Linked DNA regions of Homo sapiens: region 2 is linked to region 1. The links are chromatin loops, found by intact Hi-C in ENCODE. Cell type or tissue: tibial artery. All regions are shown on one strand. Links, peaks and the distances in the headings refer to the core of each region. The heading gives the core; the rest is flanking DNA.

Region 1 (9,856 bases), core at 637-8,636:
GAGTCTGACAGACACAGCACCTCCCCTCTACCACTTAGCCAAGTGACATTGGGCTGGCTAGTTAATCTAAGCTTTTGCCAATCTGCAAAATAAATGTGTGTGGTGGATATTAAAGCCTTGCCTCTCAAATGTGGACTAGAGACCAGCACCTTTGGGCTCACCTGGGACGGAGGTGAGAACTCAAATGCAGAACCCCAGGCTGTGCCCTAGACGTATTCTCGTGGAAGTATGGAGACACGTCCCAGAAGGCAATGGTGGATTCAACAGGCATTGGGAGGTGCTAGCACAGAGCTGGGCTGCAACAGGCGTGCCAGGTGCCTGAGCCACTTCGGCCCCTACAGGAACCCTTGGAGGGGACATTTTACCCCCACTTACAGGTGAGAACCTAGAGAAGGCCAAGAAAAGTGACATGCCTTCCCTGTATGAGACCATACAGTCAGAAAGTGGCCATCATGGTCTGACCTGGCCACTGTGCCCACAGAGCACCTGGGACATTGAGGCGAGCCACAGCAGGATGCTGCGTGGTGGAGGCAACCCTTGGGGTGTTCGTCGGAAGACCCCCTTGATGTGCCTTGTTCTTTAGCCCACTGTTGCCACAGATACCCTCAGTGCATTCTACGCCAAACCTACTGCATCTCAGCAGGTTTGCGGATAGGCTGGAGGGATAACAAGACACTGGATGCATTGAGTTCTGAAAGCATTTCAGGATAAATAAACTAAATACTGTGCATTTGCCCAGTGTCATGCCTGGCACAGAGCAGGTCTGCTTGGCCAAGGCACCTTCCTCTCTGCAATGATGAACCACTCCTTCCCTTCCTTACCCTTGTAAACATGGCTGTGAGGAATGGAAGAGCAGCAACTCACAGCCTGTTCCACAAGGCAGGAGTCTTACATAATGATGTTCCTGGGGAAAAGGATGACAGCTGACGGGGCACCTTCCCTGCTCAAATTCAACTTTATCACCATTGCCTCTTGGGGCCCCGCCCCTGAAGTCCAAAGTCTCACAACTAATTCCCCCAAAGCTGAGTCATTCATCCTTAGCAGATGCAGGCAGAGAATCCGCTGGGCTGGGAATGCACCCTGAGCCTTTTGTGCTCCAGGTCCAGAGGTTTCTGGGCACACCACTGTCCTCCCATCTGCTATCACCAGCTATATCATCAGAATGCTGTTGGCCGGGTGTGGTGGCTCACGCCTGTAATCCCAGAACTTTGGGAGGCCGAGGCGGGTGGATTACCCGAGGTCAGGAGTTCATCCTGGCCAACATGGTGAAATCCCATCTCCACAAAGATACAAAAATTAGCCAGGCATGATGGTGGGTGCCTGTAATCCCAGCTACTCAGGAGGCTGAGGCGGGAGAATCGCTTGAACCCAGGAGGCGGAGGTTGTACTGGGCCGAGATGGCGCCACTGCACTCTAGCCTGGGTGACAGAACAAGACTCCATCTCAAAAAAAAAAAAAAAAAAAAGAAAGAAAAAAAAAAAGAATGCCCTTGTTTTCAAAAACCCTCCATCTTCTGTATCCTTTGAATTTTTAATATGTGACTATTACATTTTTTTAAAAAATCAAATTTTCAGCCCCCATTGCATATTTTGGTAACAACCCTCTGGTCTTTTCACCCTCAAATGTGCAGGGATCCCTCCCACCCCAGGGAATTTGCACATGCTGTCTCCCCTGCTAGGATTGCTGTTCCCTCCCACCCTTCCCATCTCAGCATAAACCTCACTTTCTCAAGGAAGGCAGCATTCTCTCCAACTGGGTGAGGGCCCCTTATAGCCCTCCAGTACCCTGAACTCCCAACATGACTATTGAGCAGTCTGCATTGGCTGACCATCTCTGCTCCTTGCCTCATAGACTGTGCCTTGTCCATCTGATTCCAGACCATAGCACAGTCCACACAGCCAGGCACCCATTCAGGTATACATGTGGGCAAAACTGTGCCAGCCCAGAGTGGAGAGGCCACTGCATTCTCCTGACCTTCCTGCTTCAGCCCAGGGCGTCACCAGCCTGAAAACCATCCAAGCTTCTCTGCTGTTTAGTGAAGCCTTAGGCTTCCACGCAGCATGTGCCACACCTCCTTCCTCCCTTCCAGGCCCACATGCCCTCTGTGCTGTTTGGCCCTGGACAGCCCTAGGTTCATTTGCCCATAGCACACATACCCTCATCCAAGGCCTGCCCCAGTCCTGATTTGCACATTTGTGCAAAGGGCACAGGCTTTGGCCAGACTAAGTCCAAGAGGCCAACCCTGAGTGCCTGTTTGTTCACACGTAAATGGGCACATGGTACCTGCCTCCCAGGTGGGGTGTTGAACGAGCCATTTATACTTACTTTCTCTCTGTAGTCTCAGGACACGAAGATGGACCTTCCTGTTCTTTATTTTTTAAAGATAGAGTCTCACGGCCAGGCATGGTGGCTCACGCCTGTAATCCCAGCACTTTGGGAGGCCGAGGTGGGTGGATCACCTGAGGTCAGAAGTTCAAGACCAGCCTGACCAACATGGTGAAACTCTGTCTCTACTAAAAATATAAAAAACTTAGCCAGGCGTGGTGGCGGCCACCTGTAATCCCAGCTACTCAGGAGGTTGAGGCGGGAAGAATTGCTTGAACCCAGGAGGCAGAGGTTGCAGTGAGCTGAGATTGCACCACCACACTCCAGCCTGGGCAACAAAGTGAGACTCTGTCTCAAAAAAAAAGAGAGAGAGTGTCTCAGTATGTTGCCCAGGATGGAGTGCAGTTGCGTGATCATACAGCCTCGAACTTCTGGGCTCAAGCAATCCTCCCATTCTTTCCAATGCCCTGGCCCCAGAGCGCCCACATGGTGCCTAACCCCACAGCAAAAGCCCCCGTGGTACCAGCTACTCCACCAGGGTGGACAGGCCAGAACCCAAATCTTGCAAAGAACCTCATTCACCAGGCAACTTCTAAGCCTCATCTTCCCCACCTAAAACATAGAAATAGCTTCCCCCAGGGATGCCGTTAGGAGGAAGGAATGTACACTTTGAACAAACAGCCTCCATATCTTTACCCAAGCTCCTCTGCTCCGGGCCCAGACCCTGCTATCCCCAGGCACGAATACAGCATAAGGCTGGCTCCATGTTCCTCTACCCCACCCCCCAAAGAAGGAAATCACTGGGGAAACCAATCTCCTCTCCATCAGGGTGGCTCTGGGATACAAGCTCTTGGTAGGGTGTGCTTGGAAGTGACAGGGTCAGAGAGATAAACATAGTGGAGACAGACTGTGCATCACTTTAGAACACAGCTTGGCTAAAACATCCAGAGCACTCACTGTCCCCAGGACCAGCCTCAGCACTCCATGAAGCCAGGTGGGAAGGCCAACCTAGGGCAAGGACCAGGCCTCAGCACTGCAGGCACTCTCTGCCCTGTCTTGTCTTCCAAGAGGTGGCAGCGATGCCCACTGATAGGGTCTGTGCAGTTGACAGATGTCTCCCAGCAGATGCTCAAATGGTTGCTCTTTATCTCCAGTTCCATTAACTCTTTGTCCTTCTGAATACTGCTAACCACCAAACTGCAAGAATATCGTCTGCAGCTCCTTAGCAGCTCTAGTTCACACCTGCCCAGAAAGTACCACTGTCCTGCCCCCATCATACACACTGGCTTCGTGGAAATCCTTGGGTGTTAACAGAAGAGGAGCAGGGATCATGGAGGCCCCAAATCTCGGGTCCTGCTAGCTTCAGTCCTACCATGACCAAAGACACAGACTCCTTCGTCTCTGTATAAGCTTTTGCCGAGAAAAAACTTGGTTCTTTCTAAAATACTCAGGCACTCTCCTAGTTTCTCCCCACTCTCCTGCTGCCCCAACCTCCTCATGCCCCCAGCATGGCCTTGTGACGCCTGGTAAGCAGGTGACATGCAATCTAGGACCCCAAGCCAGCAGAGAAGCCCAGCCTTCAGGCTGAGAAGGCAGCTGGAGAGCTCAGGCCAGGGCATAAGGGACAGTACACATGTGTGTATGTCACACCACCGCTTATGCACATAACACACAGACACAGCTCACACATCAACAGTTGTTCAGAAAGGGACCAGCAGATAGCTGCCCCGGCTCCTCTAAGGAAGAGCAGGCAGCTTCCCCCCGAATCTACATGTGCGTGTGCTCGGGGAGAGGAAGGCTGGCGGTCAGGAAGGCCCATCTCCCAGCCTGATCCCAGGCAGCAGGGCTGCAGGAGCTGGGCAGGAAGGCTCTGGGCCGGCCATAGCCACCTGCCAGCAAGGGCAGGCTTCTCTTCTCATGGCTGGGGCAGCTCGGCACAGCTGACCTCTGCTGGCCAAGTGAAGCACTGCATGCAGCCACAGAGCCAGGCACAGCTGTCTTCCGAAGTTTCCCGACTCCTGATGTTTTGGGGATTCAAATAGTCCTTTTCATATGCTGGAGGCACAAACTGGGGCAGCTAAAATTTTTATTCTGTTGTCAAGGGGCAAGATGCCAGCTTGGAAGTGCCAAGGAGCTAAAGGGCCCAGCACTGCCGGCCCCAGAACTGTCTGTTCAGGCTGTGCAGTAAGCACCAGAGCCTCGCCTGTCCACGAAGGGTGTAAGCCTGTGCTCCACAATGTGCTCAGCTCCAGAGAGGCCCAACAACCTCAGGAGGGCTTGGCTGTGGGTCTGAATTTCTTTCCTTTGTGCTTGAAGCTGCGCAGTGGGTTCTGGGACTTTGCTCTCTAAGGAGGCAAAGTCACAGGTTAGTTGGGGGAATCAGGCCGACAGACAATCCACCCACCCACCCACCCAACTGAGAAAGACACAAAGGGAGCCGTGCCGGCAACTGGCCAACACGACCAGAAGGTGCTGCAGATAAGGAAATGGGGAAAGGCAGCTGGGGAAAGAAAAGCAGGGCCTGCAGGCGGCTGCAAAAGTACCCCTATCCCACACCAGATTTTTGGGGCCCGGTTCTAGGGTGCCCCCTCTTCCCCTCCCTAGGGCACCCTCTCTTCCCCTCCCTAGGGCAAGGCGCCTCCACATTCTGGTGATGACAAAAGAGCAGGTTGGGAGGAGTCCTGGGGCTGTCCGCAGTCCCCAGGAGCCGTACCTTGGCCTTCCTACAAGAGGAAGACAGCTTCTTCCGCTTCTTGTGAGGGCGCACCAGGCCACGGAGAGCAGGAGGAACTGGAAGAGATGCTTGCCTGAGCAGTGGGCTCACCGCTACTGCTCCCATCCCTGCCCTCCCGCTGATTCTGCAGCAAATTCTCCAATTCTGACCCAACTGGCAGCCTATGACATACATCTATTCACTACCACATCTGCACAGGGCCAGGAGAATGTGAGCACCTTAGACTTCCACTATTTAAATCACTCTCCTATATTGTTTAGATTTGTTACAACAAACATGTAACAAGAAAGAAAAAGACAGACATCCTTAAAGAAAGAAAATGCAGCTGAAATAAAAGTCAACAGGTAGTTTCTTCACCTGTGGCCCATTACTACCGATACAGGGGGCCCCGCATCCCAGCTGCACCTGATCTTGGCTCTATCTTCACCTCGCCCACCCCATGGACTCCCCCAGGCCAACCACACCTGGGCCCTCCCCTTCAAATGTCAAACATCCCACATCCTGACACCTTTCCACCTTCTCCTGGCCCTTCTAAACCTCCTGGCCACACCTTGGCAAATGACTCCGCTATACGAGCAGACTGGGTTCCTGAGGCCAAAGTTCTAGCCTTACCTTCTCCCTCCCTACCCACCCTCCCAACTCCCCTCCTCACATCTCAGGCCAGGACCTGGACTGGGGTCTCCTCCAGCTCACTGTCCCATGGGAACCCGGCCCCCACCGCTCTCTCTGGCATTTTCATGTTCCCATCTCTTCTGGATCCTTCCTTTCCCAGTGCCCAGGCTTTTCCTGCCCTGGAACATTCCATCTCCACCCTTTGTCACCTCCATAGCAGCAACACCACACCCGCTGGGTGGCTGCAGGTCCAGGCTGAGCAGACCCTGTGGCATTGGGAAGGGTCCTGCACTTGCTGCCCACAGCCTCCTCTCCACCACTCTCCTCCTTCAATCCATTTTAGGCATAAAAGTCACACATACTCATTACCAAAAACACCTCCTATGAGACACTGAAAGAAGTCATTACCCAGAGCCTGCCAAAGATGAGGAGAGGTGCCCAGTATTAATGGCCACATAAAGCTCTAGCCTGGGCTGCACTACAGAAACCAATCCCAGGGTCCTGACCTCATGCCTGCCAACCCCTGCATCCCTCGCACCACCACTGGCTCTTCTCTTGCTACCTTGTCGGTTTAGGCCTTACAGAGTCTGTCTCCCTGCTGACTGTTCTTACCCAGAGACTCCACAGATGCCTCTTCAGCAGCTGCTAATCTTGAGTCTTTTGCAGCACAGGTGGCTCTCTCTGCCTCCTGCCCGTGACTCTCTCCCAAACCTGTTCACTCCCTTCGACCCATGGATGGCCATTTGGCCCAGCTCTGGAGACGACCTGGCCTGAAATGCTGGGTCTGCCACCCACCCTGCACTACCTCAATTTCCTCATCTCTAAAATGGAGACAGCAACAGCTAACCCGTGGGACCAAGCAAACAAGTTTAGAAACACAGGGGTGTGCCTGTTTACATGCCCGCGTGCTGCCAGGGTCTCCAGGTTCTATTCTGCCTGAGCATCCCCAGCACCAAGCACAGGGGCTGACCCAGCAGTGGAGAAATTAATGCCACTTCCCCAGCCTGCTGCCTCCTGCCCTGTCAGGCCACACTCACCCAGGTAGTCAGGAACATGGCCCAGGTGGGGCTTCACCACTGCGGGGTGCAAAGGTAGGTCATGCCGCAGCAGCTGGAGGTCCCTAGGGTTGTCTTCAAAGTATGTCTGCCGGGGGAAGAGGGAGAGCCACAGAGTGAGCATCTTTCTTCTGTGACTTCACAGACCTAGCTTTTCAAAGGATAACACACTCATGTGTTTCAAAAGGCATGAGGCAGCTGCTTCTGTGCATTTCTCAGAACCTCCCGGGAGTGGATGTTTCCATTTTCCCTTCTCCATGACACACATGGCAGTACCCTGTACCCCTTTTTGCTGGGCATCATCTTACAGACTGTTCCATATGGACACGCAACCAACCTCATTCCTTCCCATGTAACCTTCGGCTCTGAATGCACCTGAGTTTACCTAGCAAGCCCCCTATGGTGGCCCCAGGCTGTTTCCATCTTTTGGTTCCATGATAATGCCATGGATGGATGAATGCAGGCACATGCTTGACTGTGCACATTCACAAGCGTGACCAGGATTAAGTTCCAGAAGTGGAATTTCGGATGAAAGGACACATGAGCTCGTAATTCTGCTGGACAGTGTCCACCATAAGGTTGTGCCAATTTACCACCAAGCAGAACAGACTGGCTTCCTTCCATGATTCTGGGTCCATTTCCTCCCCTTCCGTGCCAAAGGCCAGAAAACTGCCCAGTTCTCTGCTTCTCACCACTCGGAGCTCAGCCAGTCTCCAAAAAGGGCAGCCGTCTAAGATCTATCCCCTTCTCACCTCCCATCCACTCACCTTAAGCTTCTCAGAATGCAGAAGCTCTTCCTTGATCTCCTTCAATCTTGCCTCCCGAATGGCCTGCTTAGTCACTGAGCGCATGGCATCCTGGGGGTGGACACTGAAGGTCAAGACAGTGAGGCTGCCCCAAATCCTCCCTTCACACCTGGATGCTCAGCAAGACGGTGCAATCCCTGGGCCACAGCCCCTCCCCTCTCATTCCCCTCCCCACCACAGCAGCTCACCCTGCAGCGATAGCGGAAGCCCTCGATCTCCTCCATCCGGAACTGGTAGGGGAGCAGAATGGGGCCCCTGTTCTCTGTGGAGAAGAAAGCAGCGAGGGTCCCACAGGCTGAGGCCTTAGGATAGGGTCTTCATTGGAGGCCTCCTGCACCTCCCCCTTGGGGGAAAGCAGCAGGGGACCCACCGCCTTCCTGGGATGCCGAACATGCAGGTTAGCTGCACCTGGGCCTCTTACAGTGATGACCCATCTGTCCCCGTGTGTGGATGGGGGTGGCCTGTGTGGCCCCAAGCCCAAGAACCCGTCACCCACTCTCTTCTCCTCTCCCAAGGAGTACCCCATGGTATTCCTTGGGAGTCAAGGTACCCCCATGACGACGGCCACAGAGAGCAGTCCAGGACCACCCAGCACCCTGGGGTCAGGTGCTGTCCTGAGCTGTCACAGCAGCCTGTCAGGTCACTCAACGCTCATGAGGCAGACAGTAAACACAACTTTGGACAAATTACCTCAATTTGTTTATCTCTCAAGGGGGACAGTGCCTGCCACTCAGGGCAGAACAAGGATGGATGGTGGAAGTGGCCTGTCACACTATGTTGTGACCTCTGTCATCATTATCATGGAGTTTTAAAGCATTGTGGAAGAAGCCTGACCCTGGCCCAGGACCACAAGAGCCAGGCTCTTACCTCCACTGAGAAGCTCCTCAATCTTGCCTAAGTGGAACTGCTCCGTGGGAAGCACAAAGGTTAAGACTATGCCTGGGTTGTTAGCGCGTGCTGTCCTGCAAGGGAAGACAGTGCAGCTTGCATCTCCAACCCGCAGGCTCTGTCCAGCACACCCCAAGTCCCTCAGTGTGCCTACCATGCAGATGCCTGGGCCGTCACACTACTACCTGCCAGCTCGATGGATGTAGGCCTCAGGGGTTGGGGGAAGATCAAAGTTGAGCACAGCAGACACATGGTGGAAGTCTATGCCCCGGGCCACACCTGCTTCCGGATCAGAGGCCCTGCAGAGATAACTCAATGTCAGCCGGACCCTTCCTCTCCTCTGGGCACGTATTCACACGCTGAATCAGCAAAACTTCCTCTAAATGCCTGTAGATCATAAGACCCTGACATACAGAGGACTCTCCAACAATGGAACCGTTCCAGGAGTCAGGGTTTCCTGGGGCAGCCTGGAGCTTTGACATGTACCCAAATCTCGGCCTGACCTCTGTTCTGGGACAACAGCAGAACTCATTGCCCTACATGGTGATCTGAAAACCAACTCTGAGCTAGTCAAGCCTTCAGCTGGACAGAGACTGGAGAGTTGGGGGGTTCCTTTTCCCTTCAGAAATATGCTCCCTGCAAGTCACAGCCATACCACCAATGCAGGATGGGCCATCTCCCCTGCAGGGCTCTGCATGCCAACAACCCCGGCAGTTTTGCCCTTCGTGGTGCATGTGCAGTGTGCACCATCCACTCCCTTCTCTATATCCAGGCAGCTGAGCAAGAACCTGTGGGGCTCTCTGGGCTACACTACCAGCCAGGCCTGGAAGGTTTGGCTCCCTGCTCTGTGCACTCTGGTTTTAGTCTTCCAAAAAGCTAAAAACACAGGCATTTCTGGGGAGGGATGGAAAAAGAGGCATGGACTCACTTGTCCCCTTTGGGCCCTCGGCCCCGACGCTTGCCCTTGACTGGGGCCCCCAGGACTTCAGCATCAGTTGCTATGACACAGTCGTAGAAGCCTTGGTTGAACTGTGAGATGATGTGGCACCTGCAGCCAAGAGCGGACAGAGAATCAGCTCAGCAGAGCAAGCTCAAGGCCCCTCTGCCATCCCTAGTATCACAGTAACCATCACCCTTTCCTTTTTCCTCTTCTTAATCTCTTTCCCTACTTAATCATTGTGCCTCAGTTTCCTCAGCTGGAAATAATTATAGGGTTTTGTTTTTTTGAGACAGAGTTTCACTCCTGTTGCCCAGGCTGGAGTGCAATGGCACGATCTTGGCTCACTGCAACCTCCACCTCCCGGGCTCAAGCAATTCTCCTATCTCAGCTTCCTGAGTAGCTGGGATTACAGGTGCCTGCCACCATGTCCAGCTAATTTTTGTATTTTTAGTAGAGACGGGGTTTCACCATGCTGGCCAGGCTGGTCTTGAACTCC
Region 2 (9,856 bases), core at 753-8,752, 550 kb before region 1:
AGACAGAGAGAGTGAAGTGGGAGGGCTGCAAGCTTTTAAACAACCAGATCCCACAAGCGCTCACTCAATATCACGAGAACAGCAAGGGGGAAGTCGGCCCCCATGAGCCAATCACCTCCCACCAGGTCCCTCCCACAACACTGGGAATTACAATTTGACATGAGATTTGGGTGTGGATACAGAGCTGAACCATGTCAAGGGTAGTTCAACCGCTGAGATTGATTGATTGATTGATTGACTGAGATGGAGTCCTGCTCTGTTACCTAGGCTGGAGTGCAGTGGCACAATCTCGGCTCACCGCAACCTCCGCCTCCCGGGTTCAAGCGATTCTCCTGCCTCAGCCTCCTGAGTAGCTGGGACTACAGCACATGACACCATGCCTAGCTAATTTTTGTATTTTTAGTAGAGACAGGGCTTCACCATGTTTGCTAGGCTGGTCTTGAACTCCTGACCTCGTGATCACCCTGCCTCGGCTTTTCTTTGCTGTGGCTCTTTCCCCTCTAAACTGTTCTAGATTCCCAGGCGCCCTGCCAGGAACAGGTGTGGGCCACCCTGGTGTGAGCTGCCTCCCAGAGGCCTGGAAGGACCAGGCCTTGCCAATCACCGACAAGGGACATAGAAGAGCACCCCCAAAGGACAGTAGGTCCCCGCCCTGATCTGGCCCACAGCACCCGAGGGACCCTGCAGCACTACAGAAGTCCCATGGGGCAGACGGGAGCCACAGGCCCAGACTCCACAGCCCCTCAGTCCACATGTCCTGGAGCCTGTGGTGGAAGTCCCTGCTCTTCCATCACCGCCGCCTCTCCCCCAGGACCTCCGAAGAAACAGGCCAGGGCTGTCCCAGGCCTGGGCACACGGGCCAGTGTCCAGCCCACCCCGTCTGCCCCTCCAGGCCCCGCCCTCACCCGGAAGCGCTCCTCCAGCAGGGACAGCTCACTGATGAGGTCGGTGATGGCGTTGGTAAAGGCTTCCTGGGGGCTGTAGTCCGGCGTGGTCTGCACTCGGATGATGATCTTGTGCTCCAAGGGGTGGGGGACTTTGTAGCCAGCAAATAGCACTTGCGGGTCCTTTAGGTCACACTGTCTGAGGTCCAGGGACAGACAGTGTGAGGGTCTAGCCTCATGCCCAAGCTGGGTAGCAGCCAGATCAGAGCAGAAGAACAGACTTTCTAGCCAAAAATCCCCCCCAACTTTTTTTCCCAAAAGTCTTCAAGGAAAGTAACACTTTTAGGAAGATACCTCATGTGGGGACACCCTACCCCCGCCACACACACACACCCTGCATCCATGAGGTTGAAGGACCCGAGCTGGAAACAGATTCCAGCAACCTCTTCCCACCGGGCACCGCAGTGCTGGCAAAGAGATCTCCCAGGCAGTGAATGTCCAGCCAGTGTTCAGTGACTCAGACCCAAAAAGCCCACAAAGAGCCTCCACGCAGCAAATAAAGGCAGCAGGAGAGGAGGGCCAGCTCCCGGCAGTGAGTGGAATGCAAATGGAACTCTGCCCTCCGAGCAGCACAGCCGCCAGCGGCTGGCCACGCACACTGGGCCTTGTGCCATGGGGCTGCGTCGTGTACTGTGCCCTGGGCATGCAGGGGTCTCCTCTAGAGCGGCTCAGAGTGGTGTGAGCACCACAAGGGGGACCCGTGCATAGGTGGCAACACTGAGCTCAAGAGCAGGGGAGCAGCAGGGCCCCAGGAGAGCTTGGGTGCCCCACTGGCTGGGCTCCGGGCAGGAGTCCTCCATCCCCGTGCCTGACCACACCAGGAGACTGGGCAGACCCCACTCACAGACGGGGAAAAGCCTGGCTTCGCTGGTGGCACCAGAGGGAAGAGCCAAGTCTACAGTAAAATGACAAGTCCCTAGGCCAGAATGGCAGACACATCCCTGACCAACCACCTGGCTAGGACCTCACTGGTATAAACAAACACCCACCAACCAATGCAGGGCGCCCATTAGGGGCACTGGATAGCCACAGAACTCCTACTTCTTTCTCTTGTTAAATAGAAGTTCTAGTCTCTGCCACATACATCTTAGAGGCCCAGGTGGCACTGAGGTCACAAACGGGTGGCATGAGGGGAGCTAATCTTGACTGCTTTTCAATGTCCCTCAGCATGAATAACACACAGGCCTACTGTGCTGGAATCTGCTGCTCGTTCATTTACAGAATGTGCACTTAATGGTGAATGTAAGGCCGGGCACAGTAGCTCACGTCTGTAATCCCAGCACTTTGGGAAGCCGGCAGGTGGATCACCTGAGGTCAGGAGTTCGAGACCAGCCTGGCCAACACAGTGAATCCCCGTCTCTACTAAAAACACAAAAATTAGCCGGGCATCGTGGCGTGGGCCTGTAGTCCCAGCTACTAGGAAGGCTGAAGCAGGAGAATCACTTGAACCCGGGAGGCGGAGGTTGCAGTGAGCAAGATCGTGCCATTGCACTCCAGCCTGGGCAACAAAGAGAGAAAATTCCATCTCAAAAACAAACAAACAAAAAAACAGTGAATGTAAATGCACGTGTTCATCTACAGAATAAGCCACTACAGAAGCGTGGCTTATGTGAAGACATGGAGGTCGGTGTCATTTTGATAAAAAGGTACCAAGGTTATAAAATGCCCAGAGCAAGCCCCCAGAAGGACTTCCTGTAGCTCAGAGAGACTGAGGAAGACTTGGAACTTGTGCTTTGCCCAGAGGGGCCCATTAAACACAGCCCCTGAGAGCCTGTGACGGGAAACTTACGATTTAATGATGTTTCCCAGTGTGTGGTCTTCTTTGTTGATGGTGAATAAACAGGCATTGGGTACCTTGGTGTCCTTGTTAATGGTGATCCTAGGAAGACACAGAGGCCACAGATGAGGAGCAGGGGCTCCCCTCCTCCCACCCTGAGTCTAAACCCTGTCTCCTCCCGGCCAGGTGTGGTGGCTCGTGCCTGTAATCCCAACACTTTGGGAGGCTGAGGTGGATGGATGACCTGAGGTCAGAAGTTCAAGACCAGCCTGCCCAACATGGCAAAACCCTGTCTGTACTAAAAATACAAAGAAAAAAAAAAATTAGCTGAGTGTGGTGATCCATGCCTGTAGTCCTAGCTACTTGGGAGACTGAGGCAGGAGAATCACTTGAACCTGGGAGGTGGAGTTGCAGTGAGCCGAGATCATGCCACTGCACTCCAGCCTGGGCAACAGAGTGGAACTCTGTATCAAAAATATAAAAATAAAAAGGAAAAATAAGCTCTGCCTCTTCCTGAAGGCCTTTCTCAATCTCTTCATCCCATAAAGGCCTCGCCAACCCGGTCCCCTACTTCCTGCTACCCCAGGTCTATGGAACCTTGGCCTTTTCTGAATTCCTCCTTTTTTTTTTCCGGTAGAGATGGGGTTTTGCCTTGTTGTCCTCGCTGGTCCTGAACTCCTCGCCTCAAATGATCTCTCCTGCTGCCCAGGCTGGAGTGCAGTGGTGTGATCATAGCCCACTGAAGCCTCCAACTCCTCGGCTAAAGTGATCCTCCCGCCTTAGCCTCCTGAGTAGCTGGGACCACAGGCACACGTCATCATGCCTGGCCTGTTCCTTTTTTCTTATGCCAACATAATGAAGCAACCAAAAGGTGAAGAAGAGAGGCCCTGAAGTTACACGGTGAGGCTGGTCCTGACCCTGTGAGTTCCGAAAGCAACCATCCCCCTGGCTGGAGTGTGCAGTCCTTCCATCCATTCCCCAAAACAAGTCATGCTCTGGCATTTACTATGATTTTAGTGAACGCTTAGATGGACAAAGACAGGAAACTTCCATTGGATTTTCCAAGACAAGGGGTTTTCAGAGTGCAGTTCCCAGATAAGCAGCATCAGAATCCCCTGGGAACTTGTTAGAGTCTCCCACCTCCCACTTACTGGACCCAGAACTCTGGAGGTGGGGCGCAGGGATCTATGGTTTAAGAAGCCCTTCAGGTGATTCTAATGCACACTCAATTTGAGGGCAACTATGCTGACAGTAAAATCTCACACAGGTGAGAGGTATCAAGTTGAATATCCTTTTTTCTAAGGTGGTTTCTCCAGGCTGACACCACACACATTTTAGGGTGCATCATTCTTTCCTGTGGGGTGCTGTCTTGTGGACATTGTAGGACATCAGCAGCATCCCTGACCTCTATCCAGTAGATTCCAGTCATAACCCCCTTTGACAACCAATAATGTTCTCAGTTATTGCCACATGTCCCTTGTGGACCAAATGGTCCCCAGTTGAGAGTCTGCTCTAAAGGAGGCCGAAGTGGCTGGCAAGGGCCAGACCAAGACCTCTGCATGCCAACCTGGGAACAATAAGAGCCAATGGTTATGAGGTTTTCCAGGTGCTGAGCTTTGGACCAAGAGTTTTACACAAATTACCTCATCCAATTCTTTTTATTTTGAGACAGGATTGCGCTCAGTCGCCCAGGCTGGAGTGCAGTGATGCGATCAAAGCTCACTGCAGCCTGGAACTCCTGTGCTCAAGCAATCCTCCCACCTGAGCCTCCCAAAGTGCCGGGATTAAAAGCGTGAACCAGCGCACCTGGCCAGATCCCTTTTTTTGTTTTTTGAAACGGAGTTTCGCTCCCGTTGCTCAGGCTGGAGTGCAATGGCGTGATCTCCGCTCACCTCAACCTCCACTTCCCAGGTTTAAGTGATTCTCCTGCCTCAGCCTTCTGAGTAGCTGGGATTACAGGCATCTGCCACCACGCCCGGCTAATTTTGTATTTTTAGTAGAGACAGGGTTTCTCCATGTTGGTCAGGCTGGTCTTGAACTCCCGACCTCAGGTGATCCGCCCGCCTCGGGCTCCCAAAGTGCTGGGATTACAGGTGTCAGCCACCGCACCCGGCCTGAATCCCACGTTTAAGTACAGTAATAAACTCATTTTCCAGATGAGGAAACAGGGCTCCGACATATCAAGCCACTCGCCCACAGATACAGAGTGAGCCCAAGCTCTCTCCCCTGGACTCCTTCAACCCGCAGGCAGCGAGGAGCCACTGCGGCTTTTACGCAGGCCGCTGACAGATCGGAGGGGATGAAGGATGGAGGTGGAGGGCGAGAGACAAAAGAGGAAGCTGCCAGATCCCAGAGGAAAAGGGCTATGGAGAACCAGACACTCTGGGTTCGAATACAAGCGCCGCCACTTCCTGTGTCCGGGGCAACTTGCTCGCCTCCAAGCCTCAGTGTCCTCATCTGCAAAATGGACACACTCGCGACTGCCTCGCGGAACGGCCTTAAATTTGGCTGACACAGGCCGAGCGGACGATCAAGCAAAAGCTGTTTCCCTCCAGGGGCAAGAGATGGGCAGGAGACACCCCAGAATGCGACAGCCGCAGGCCCGCGCACCTCGGCCCGCCGCAGCCGGCGTCACTTACTTCTTCTCGCCCTCGAAGAGCAAGAACGACTCGAAGGCTGGAGGGGCGTTCACGCTCCCGCCTCCGTTGCGTCCAGACCCCAAGTGTCTGCCGCCGCCGCCACCAGAGCCCTAATAAGAGGCCTCTTCCGGATTACTCCGGCGGGGCAAACCCGCGCAAGGATCGGCTCATCGCCCCCTTTCGGGCTGGAGGATCTTGCGCAGGCGCGAGAAAACCCCGAGAGAGGCCAGTGCCTCTGTGCATGCGTCAGTGGCGAGCGCACCGCCCCCACCCGCACCCCGGCTTGGCTTTCCCCCGTGGGCGCTTTTCGGCGCATGCTCAGAGCGCCGGGAGGGCTGTTCTGCCCCTACAGAGGCCTCCTAGTCCTGGCTGAGCGGGAACCTCAAGCTGTACCTTTCTCCTTTCCCCATGTCCCTTGATCTCTCTTTGGAAACGTGCACCCCCTTGGAGTGCGCAGCAGGAGGCCCCTGAATAGAGAGAATAAAGCTAAGGGGTAGTGGACAGCTGCCGCTAGCAGCCGTAGGGGGAGCAGAAGATCTCGTGGCTAGAGGCAGATCTATGATAAGCCCCCTGCCCAGGCTGCCTATACCGACTGCTGCAGGACCTCTGCCTGGGGGGTGCAGCTGGCTTGTTAGCCGGGAGGGACAATTGGGTGAGGGATGCAGAAGGAGGCAGGTGTATACAGCAGTGAGAGGGGAGCCCGTAGGGTTACGTATATCTTTTTATATATTATTATTATTATTTAGAGACAGTGTCTCCCTCTGTCGCCCAGGCTGAAGTACAGTGGCGCCATCATGCAGCCTCCAACTCCTGGGCTCCAGAGATCCTCCTGCCTCAGCCTCCCGATAGTTAGGACTGCAGGCATGTGCCATCACACCTAGCTATTTTTTTTTTTTTTTTGGAGATGGTTGTGGGGGGGTGGCCTCCGTATGTTGCCCAGGCTGGTATTGAACTCCTGGCCTCCAGCAGTCCTCCAGCCTCAGCCTCCCAAAGTGCAGTTGGTGGATGTGGGCAGCAAGCCACCCAGGTGCCGAGGCAAGAGACCGAGGGCATGAGCTGTTCCAGTATAATAAAATATATAAAATAAGAATAGTTATACTAGATATAGATCTTAGATATGATTATATATGAATCATTAATCATTAGTTTGTAGTAATTATTCTTTATTCCAATATTATAATAATCCTCGCTCTACAATCATAACCTAGGAAAAACCAGGCCATACAGAGATGGGAGCTGAGGGGACAGTGAGGAGTGACCAGAAGACAAAGAGTGCGAGCTTTCTGTTATGCCCGGACAGGGCCACCAGAGGGCTCCTTGGTCTAGCAGTAACGCCAGCATCTGGGAAGACACCTGTTGCCAAGCCGACCGTGGTCTAGCGGTAGCGTTAGTGTCAAGGAAAAACACCCGCTACTTAGCAGACCGGGAAAGGGAGTCTCCCTTTCCCCGGGGGAGTTTAGAGAAGACTCTGCTCCTCCACAGGCCCGCCCACAGTTACCCGGAGGCCTAACCGTCTCCCTGTGATGCTGTGCTTCAGTGGTCACGCTCCTAGTCCACCTTCATGTTCCATCCTGTACACCTGGCTCTGCCTTCTAGATAGCAGTAGCAAATTAGTGAAAGTACTAAAAGTCTCTGATAAGCAGAAATAATGGTGTAAGCTGTCTCTCTCTCTCTTTCTCCTCTCTCTCTCTGCCTTGGCTGCCAGGCAGGGAAGGGCACCCTGTCCAGTGGAAACGTGACCCATGTGGCCTTACCTATCATTGGAGATGGTTCACTCCTTATCCTGCCCCTTTGTCTTGTATCCAATAAATATCAGCGCAGCCTGGCATTCAGGGCCACTACCGGTCTCTGCATCTTGGTGGTAGTGGTCCCCCCAGCCCAGCTGTCTTTTATCTCTTTGTCTTGTGTCTTCATTTCTGCACTCTCTCGTCTCTGCACACGGAGAGAAACCCACCGACCCTGTGGGGCTGGACCCTACAGGTGGATAAGTGTATCTTACCCTTTTTGGTTTGGTTGTTTTGCAGACTACAGTTTAGCATAAAGGCCCTCCTTAAGCTGTTTGAAGCAACAGGGACTGGGGTCTCAGGGGAGCTACCAGAGCCCTAACAGTTTGGCAGCTGTTTCTCCAAGGCTGGGCAGCAGCTACAGTGCTGAGGAAATCTGGAGCATCTACCCCTTCTGGGAAGGCCCATTTCCTACTTGAGTTCTTGCACCCTGGCAGGAGGAAATCTCATTCTGCAACAGCCCCACACAGAATCTGACTTTCCAGGCGAAGTGGGTGGGCACCTCTTTAACTGCTGAGGAACAGAAAGTGATATGGGTAGGCTGGGTGCGGTGACTCACGCCTGTAATCCTAGCACTTTGGCACTTTGAGAGGCTGAGGCAGGCAGATCACTTGAGGTAAGGAGTTCGAGACCAGCCTGGCCAACATGGTGAAACCTCATCTCTACTAAAAATACAAAAAATTAGTCGGGCGTGGTGGTGGGCACCTGTAATCCCAGCTACTTGGGAGGCAGAGGCAGGAGAATCGCTTGAACCCGGGAGGCGGAGGTTGCAGTGAGCTGAGATTGCGCCACTGCACTCAGCCTCCCAAAGTACTGGGATTACAGGCGTGAGCCACTGTTCCTAGCCAAGGGTAGCATCCTTGACCCAAGCTTTTCCAGGGTGACCCAGAAGTGTGGAGGTTATATCCTCAGGGAATTATTACCCTTATCACTTTTTTTTTTTTTTTGAGATAGCATCTCGCTCTGTCGCCCAGGCTGGAGTGCAGTGGCATGATCTCGGCTCTGTTGTCTAGGCTGGAGTGCAGTGGCGAGATCATAGCTCACTGCAGCTTCAAGCTCCCGGGCTCAAGCAGTCCTCCTGCCTCAGCCTCCCCAGTACCTGGGACCACAGGCAGGCACCATGGCGCCCTGCTAGTTTTTTTCTTTTTACTTTTTGTAGCGATGGGGTCCAACTTTATTGCCTAGGCTGGTCTCGAACTCCTGACCTCAAGCAATCTTCTCGCCTTGGCCTCTCAAAGTGCTGGGATTATAGGCATGAGCCCTGCCCCTGGCCACACATACCATGCTAATTTGTTACACATTGGCTGTGGTTGCTTTCATGCTACATGGCATGGTGGTTGTGACTGAGAGCTGCATGTCTGGTCCTTTACAGAAAACGTTTGCTGATCCTAATCTTGGGGATTGTGCCTGTGTTGACTTTGCTATTTATTGTTTGGTTACAGCCCAGACACTGAAGTTACTTATTAGCTTGTGGGTTTCTATCCCGTAGAAAAGAAAACTTCATGGCCGGGCGCAGTGGCTCACACCTGTAATCTCAGCACTTTGGGAGGCCGAGGTGGGCGGATCACGAGGTCAGGAGATGGAGACCATCCTGGCCAACAAGGTGAAACCCCATCTCTACTAAAAATACAAAAATTAGCTGGGCATGGCAGTGAGCACCTGTAATCCCAGCTACTCGGGAGGCTGAGGCAGGAGAATTGCTTGAACCCGGGAGGCAGAAGTTGCAGTGAGCCAAGATCGCACCACTGTACTCCAGCCTGGACGACAGAATGAGCCTCCGTCTCAAAAAAAAAACAAAAAACAAAAAAAAAAAAAAGAAAAGAAAACTTCATTAATTAACCACTTTCGTATGTAATATCACAATCTTATTCTAGCATTCTTCTCTTAAAGTGTTTACAGGCCAGGCACAGTGGCTCACATCTGTAGTCCCAGCACTTAGGGAGGCTGAGGGAGGATTGCCTGAGCCCAGGAGTTTGAAACTAGCCTGGGCAATATAGCAAGATCTTGTCTCTACTAAAAATTTAAAAAATCAGCAGGGCATAGTAGTGTGTGCCTGTAGTTCCATTTACTTGGGAGGCTGAAGCAATAGGATTGCTTGAGCCCAGGAGGAAGAGGCTACAGTGAGCTATGACTGCACCACTGCATTCCAGCCTGGGTGGCAGAGCGAGACCCCGTCTCAAAAACAAAACAAAACGAAACAAAAGAATGCTTACAAATACATGAAATACATGTACCCAGCTTCTCAGAATGATCCATGAATCAGAGTTCCCACTCTTTTTCTGAATTGGTGCGTAGTAGATCTTTGATATGTGTTCATGATATATATGAGTCATCTTTTTTACATGTTTGAAAATTATACTTTGAAAAGGGCTTGTCCGGAGGTGGTTGCTGCATACCTGTTCAGATTTCCTAAGAGGTTGAGAGAAACAGGTACTGGGTGAGCTGGGTCCACTCAAGCCTTCCCAGGGTGCCTGCCCTGCCCTGTGGTGAACACCAGCCCCCTGGGCTGCAGATATCTGCCTGGGGGTCCAATCAGATCCTCAAGACATCTGGGACTGGGCATGGTGGCTCATGCCTGTAATCCCAGCACTTTGTGAGGATGAGGTGGGCGGATCACTTGAGTTCAGGAGTTCAAAACCAGCCTGGCCAACATGGTGAAACCCCATCTCTACTAAAAATACAAAAATTAGTCAGGCGTGGTGATGGGCACCT

The links. Hi-C counts contacts between places; a loop is a spot of excess contacts. Peaks named below come from ENCODE experiments on the same cell type or tissue, not always from the same donor. Only the 100,000 strongest peaks of a DNase experiment are listed, where the experiment ranks them.
Region 2: it touches region 1 in a loop (15-fold over the local background); 3 of 110 quality-filtered maps call a loop at or near these places.

The regions. Positions count from the first base shown.
Region 1 is chr7:44,561,410-44,571,265 of GRCh38, forward strand. DDX56 (DEAD-box helicase 56) reads right to left here. Exons shown (of 14, transcript NM_019082.4): 7 at 9,349-9,468; 8 at 8,606-8,719; 9 at 8,400-8,494; 10 at 7,721-7,794; 11 at 7,494-7,583; 12 at 6,709-6,814; 13 at 5,039-5,115; 14 at 4,395-4,670. The coding sequence ends at 4,593. Among named protein-coding and RNA genes, the nearest start is that of DDX56, 7.6 kb to the right of the region's middle. RefSeq lists enhancers at 1-842, 4,255-4,754 and a silencer at 4,190-4,401. In tibial artery, for the core only: a CTCF peak has its summit at 4,276 (motif pointing left); no DNase peak of the experiment used is centred there; H3K27ac peaks cover 293 bases.
Region 2 is chr7:44,013,701-44,023,556 of GRCh38, forward strand. It overlaps the pseudogene POLR2J4. Among named protein-coding and RNA genes, the nearest start is that of LINC00957, 20 kb to the right of the region's middle. RefSeq lists a silencer at 6,510-6,804. In tibial artery, for the core only: CTCF peaks have their summits at 5,531 and 6,682 (motif pointing right); DNase peaks (open chromatin) are centred at 5,244 and 5,621; H3K4me3 peaks cover 1,786 bases; H3K27ac peaks cover 2,039 bases.